Linked DNA regions of Homo sapiens: region 1 is linked to region 2. Evidence: chromatin contacts called from ENCODE Hi-C data. All regions are on one chromosome and are shown on one strand. Each heading gives the region's core, a stretch centred on a gene start or an enhancer-like site at or near the end of the contact. The rest is flanking DNA. Distances are from core to core; before and after follow the strand shown.

The links. Hi-C counts contacts between places; a loop is a spot of excess contacts on that map. Pooled maps may share reads with other maps.
Region 1: a loop to region 2 is called in a map of cardiac septum, with 2.8 times the contacts of the local background. The contact joins the promoter of BANCR here to the enhancer-like site in region 2. A Hi-C loop is called at or near these places in 3 of 168 maps with a recorded cell type or tissue (cardiac septum, esophagus muscularis mucosa and heart left ventricle) and 2 of 50 pooled maps.

Annotation. Positions count from the first base shown.
Region 1 is chr9:69,305,621-69,308,372 of GRCh38, reverse strand. BANCR (BRAF-activated non-protein coding RNA) reads left to right here and starts at 1,317. Exons shown (of 4, transcript NR_047671.2): 1 at 1,317-1,519; 2 at 2,083-2,225. RefSeq lists a silencer at 246-540 and an enhancer at 277-862.
Region 2 is chr9:69,214,734-69,217,622 of GRCh38, reverse strand. TJP2 (tight junction protein 2) reads right to left here. Exons shown (of 23, transcript NM_004817.4): 3 at 1,160-1,284. Among named protein-coding and RNA genes, the nearest start is that of TJP2, 42 kb to the right of the region's middle. Within about 2 kb of position 1,587, at least 3 of the 41 ENCODE cell types and tissues checked have a DNase peak (open chromatin) inside an H3K27ac peak, as active enhancers do.

The DNA.
Region 1 (2,752 bases), core at 68-2,567, 91 kb before region 2:
CAGAGCTAAAAAAGTAGCCAGGTGGCTCTTTTTTTGTTGTTGTTTTAAACAAAAGATCTCAAAGTGGGCCATATCGCCCATCTCATTGTTTGCTCCTTCCACATAAGTGCTAATGTGTTTGATTATATTCTGCTCCAAATTCCACTACAACCACTAATATAAGGCACATACAGAGAATTAACTGTGTCCAAACAGTTCTTTCCTCATGCCCTCATTCTTCTTGAATTTTAAATGCCTGTTGAACAGAAGCATTAGAGTGTTTATTTTCTGAAAACCTTCTGGAGAGCAATCACCTTGTCTTTTCAAAGAAGCCATACTGTGTCTGGTTTTTCCATTCCAAAAATAACATAGAAATTCTTAGAGACAGTCATGTGGCAGAGAACCAAGAGCTGGAATGCAAAGCTTTTGTGTTTCTTGTGGAAGGCCTCTTGAGTACTTAAGTAGTTACATTCCAGCTTCACAGGGAAGCTGAAGAGGGGCAAATGCAGTAAGGAGAGTACTTGAGGCAGGCCTGGTATTTCTCTTCCATGAAATGCCAAGTTTGGTCATGTCCTGGAGAAGTTAGGGTGCCCCACAAGAGGTGTTGGTACCGCTGTAGTCTGTGAGGCTACCTGAAGGGAGACCACGTCTTCCGAGAAATCTAATCACCAGCTGCCTACAACTTCCCCAAACACCCACCTGAACACTGTTTTACTCCTGACCACCCTCACTCTGCAGAATCACATGACAGCCCAACATTGTTACTTCACCTAGTGGCAAGTATGCACATCAATTTTTTCCATTCCCTTTCCTACCGTAGTCTTTCTGTCAGAGATGTTTGAACCAGAGCAACTCCATCTCGAATAAGAACTGGGTAAAATAAGGCTGAGACCTACTGGGCTGCATTTCCAGGAGGTTAGGCATTCTAAGTCACAGGATGAGATAGAAGGTCGGCACAAGATATAGGTCACAAAGGCCTTGCTGATAAAATAGCACCAGGTAAAGAAGCCAGCCTAAACCCACCAACACCAAGATGGTGATGAAAGTGACCTCTGGCCGTCCTCACTGCTCATTATACGCTAATTATAATGTATTAGCATGCTAAAAGACACTCCCACCAGTGCCATGACAGTTTACAAGTGCCATGGCAATGTCAGGAAGTTACCCTATATGGTCTAAAAGGGGGAGGAACCCTCAGTTCCAGGAATTGCCCACCCCTTTCCTGGAAAACTCGTGAATAATCCACCCTTTGTTTAACACATAATCAAGAAATAACCATAAGTATCAACAGTGGAACAGCCCATGCTGCTGCTCTGCCTATGGAGTAGCCATTCTTTATTCCCTTACTTTCTTAATAAACTCGCTTTCACTTTATGGATTCAACTGTAATTCTTTCTTGTGTGAGATCCAAGAACCTTCTTGTAGGGTCTGGATTGGGACCCTTTTCTGGTAACATCTTCCTGGTGACCATGAAGGGACAATACTGAAGAGACCCCTGACCCTAAGGAAATAGACTGCAGCACCAATGGGCCAACTTTGGGTAAGTGTTGGGGTACATTTTACCCGGGTAAAGATGGGATTGGGTTAGAGGCCCAACTTAGAGGAGTTAGAGTCTCAGTCCTAAGACAGTGTGGGTTAAAGGACCCTCTTAATAAAAGGTAAGGATGGTTGACCGGACTTGGGTTTGAGACGCAACTTAGGAAGGTTAGAGTTCTTCCTAAGATTTAGGGGGTTAGAGGCCCCTGTCAGTAAAGTCCCACTTGGCTAAAAATGGATTTGGCATTACAGGATGTTAACCATTATTCTCTTTGGATTAATTTGCCTTGCACTCTTTGCTGATGGCTGTGCGTAACAGGATTAGACATGTACAGGATCATGACACATAAGAGTCTTTTCCTCCCCAAAAGGGGAAACTTGAGAGCTGATGGAGCTGCTGGAAAAGATCCCTTCACAACTGACAAGCGGCCACCTAAACTTTTGATTCAGTGTCGCTGCAATGGGTCTTTTTCTGGCCTCCCTGACCTCTTTGCCTCCCCACCCTGCTACCGGCAATGCTTTTCTTCCTTTCTCTCCTTTCTCTTTCTTATCTTTTCTGTTATTCAGGGCGATCATCTTGCCCAGAAACATCATGTTGAAACTCTTGGTCAGAGGTTGGATGAAAGCTGACAGGGTCCATCCAGGAGCAAGTTTGAGCCTTGCCAGTTCCATTTTGGGTGCTGAGTGGAGTGGCGACTATAGCAAACCTGGTATACTTTGTGCTATAAATTTGTGTTTCTGTATCGGTCTGTCATAAAGAGGAGTACCTTAGGATAGAACATGGGCTTAGGACCTCAGTAACAAACTTTGCTGCAGGTCCCTGAAACAGAAAAAGCTGGATGAAGTTTCCCTCTCGTCTTGTTTCATGTCCTTGGGAGCTTGACCTTTTAACCACATGGTGGTATTTTCTCTTGGTCTCCATCATCCAGCAGACAAGAAACATGGAGTTCATGTCATAGTTAGCCCTAAAAATTATCTTGAGCAGTTAAAAGCCTTTGCAAGCTCTAGACTTCTTCTAGGAAGAGCAATGGAAACTGCCCAATGCTGTAGCTTAGTGACTAAGGCTTTGTCTTTTCACAATGACAGCCTGAGTCCAGGGTTCAATTCCTGGCTTAGGGGATGAGTTCTTTCTGGTTTGATATCTGTGTGACCTTTACCATTTGTTGATTCTCTTCCCATCCACAAACTGTCTGGAATTTTCCTTTTCTGAGCACCTAGGAGGTTACCTTTGGTAAAG
Region 2 (2,889 bases), core at 338-2,837:
GCAACCTCAACTTCCCGAGCTCAAAGGATTCTCTCACCTTAGCCTCCCAAGTAGCTGGGACCCGAGTAGGTACATGCCATCCCAACAGGGTCTCACTAGGTTGCCCAGGCTGATCTTGAACACCTGGCCTCAAGCGTTCCTGCCACCTCAGCCTCCCAAAGTGCAGGATTATAGGCGTGAGCCACTGTGCTTAGTTCACAGAGGCTTTAAACACCAACAAAACCTAAACTTTTGAGCTATTTATCCAATGCAGCCATACAGTTAACTTTAGACTTCGTCCTGAGAAGTTATCCTGTGGGAATCAGGCATGTATCATGTAAAATGGTGTTACCAGCTGGGTATGGTGGCTCATGCCTGTAATCCCAGCACTTTGGGAGGCCGAGGTGGGCAGATCACTTCAGGTCAGGAGTTTGACACCAGCCTAGCCAACATGGCGAAAACCCGTCTCTACTAAAAATACAAAAATTAGCTGGGAGTGGTGGCAGGCACCTGTAATCCCAGCTACTCAGGTGGCTGAGGCAGAAGAGAATTGCTTGAACTCGGAAGGTGATGGTTGCAGTGAGCTGAGATCGCACCACTGCAATCCAGACTGGGTGACAGAGCAAGACTCTGTCTGAAAAAAAAAAAAAAAAAGAAAAGAAAAAATTTATTAAAAATTAAAATAAAATGGTGTTACTTCTTCAGGTCAGAAAGCTGGCAGTTGGAAAACTTGTGGTTTTCCTATAGTAAATTGTCCCAACTTCCACATCACTCTTACAAATAAGATAATCAATAAACCAAAGTCTCCTCATTAAATTCTTAAAGAATATAAATTAAAACAAACATAAACAGTGTTGGTTAAGCATCGGGGTTGAGAAGCATGCCAATTTAAAACTCCATGTTCAGAAATGATTCCTAAACCTAGGAGGGATGTTTGGAACTATCTTCTTACGGAAACAACTGCCCTCCTCGCTCCAAAGCTGGGGTGTTCCCAAGGTTTGGGCATTATTCAAACATGGTGTGTTATGGCTTCCATTCCAGCTTGAAGACTTTTCAAATATTATATAAAAGTTTGTTATTTTTTTCTTTTTTTTAAATAAAGTGGACACCAACCAAAATACCCCGTCTAGGGCCAACCAGTAGGGCTGGTAGGGGCTGCGGAGCGAGGGAGGACACTCACTGGAGCAGCCCATCAGCAGGCCCACCCGGGAGCACATCAGAAATGACAATTGACGTTTCTCCATTTTCAAAGTGGGGGTTGTCTCTGCCTCCGGACACTGCAATTCCAAATCCTCTTTTGGAATCCTGTACATCAGAGAGGAGAAATATTAAAAATCCTTCAATAAGTGGCTTTCAGGATTTATTACAAGCACTCAATAAAATAAAGGTCAAATCAATAACCAGAGACTGTTCAGGAACAGATGGGCTTACAGAAACAAATGAGAAACAAAACAAAGCATAGTCATTGTCAGCTGACAGGTTTATAAAGGGAAATTCCTTATCTGAAAGAAACAGCCTGTAGAGGCTGGAAAAGATTGATAGTGCAGACTGGAGTTATCACTAGAAGCTGGCCGGGATAGGAAACAATGTCTTCAGTCCAAATAGGGACGTACTGTTTGAAGCACCAGTTGTACCTCTTTGCATCATGCTGGCCCGAGCTGGAACAACTTCAGTAAAAACTGAACCTGTACTAAAACTGTATTTTTTAATTTTCAGATTTCCTTATTGTATTTGTTTTTTAAGAGACAGAGTTTTGATCTGTTGCTAGGCTGGAGTGCAGCGGTGTGATCACTACTCACTACAGCCTCAAATTTCTGGGCTCAAATGAGCCTCCTGTCTCAACCTCCCAAAGCACTGGGATTACAACAGACAGCCATTGTGCCTGGCCTGTACTGTAAATATTTTTAATTCTTCTGTATATTGTGATGTTTTGACATATTAAAAAAAAAAAAACCTTCTGCCTAGGCTCATGGCTCATGTCTATAATCCCAGCACTTTGGGAGGCCAATGCAGGCAGATTGCTTGAGTCCAGCAGCTCAAGACCAGCCTGGACAACATGGCAAAACCCTGTCTTTACTAGAAATAGAAAAAAATAGCTGGTCATGGTGGTGCACATCCATAGTCCCAGATACTTGGGAGGCTGAGGTGGGAGAATCACCTGAGCCTGTGAGGTCAAGGCTTCAACAAGCCAAGGCAGCTTTTGCACTTTAAATTGGGCAAATGGAGAAGTCTCTAAAAAACAAAAAAAAAAAACCACAACTTTCTAGCTGGGCGGGAAAAGACTGCTCTTCCCAGTGCTAGCCAATCCTTTTTAATTTTATTTTTATTTTAGATTCAGGAGTACATGTGCAGGTTTGTTATATATGTGTATTGTCTGATGCTGAGGTTTGGGCTTCTAATGATCCTGTCACTCAAGTACCGAACACAGTACCCAAGAAGTAGTTTTTCAAACTTTGCTCCTCTCCCTCCCTCCGTACTTTTGGAATTCCCAGTGTTTACTGTTCCTGTCCTTGTGTCTGTGTGTACCCAATGTTTAGCTCCCACTTCTAAGTGAGAACATGCAGTATTTGGTTTTCTGTTTCAGCATTAATTTGCTTAGGATAATGGCCTCCAGGTACATTCGTGTTGCTGCAAAGGACATATTTCGTTCTTTCTTATGTCTGCCTAAAATTATATTTTTAAAGTATACCTTTAACTTCAAAGTAGATGTGTTGGTAGTTTCATTTCAACATACAGTGAAAAAGAAGTAAATGGATTTGTTTGTTTTTTTTTTTTTTGAGATGGAGTCTTGCTCTGTTGCCAGGCTGGAGTGCAGTGGTGCTGGCTCACTGCAACCCCTGCCTCCTAGGTTCAAGTGATTCTCCTGCCTCAGCCTCCTGAGTAGCTGGGACTACAGGCATGTGCCACCAC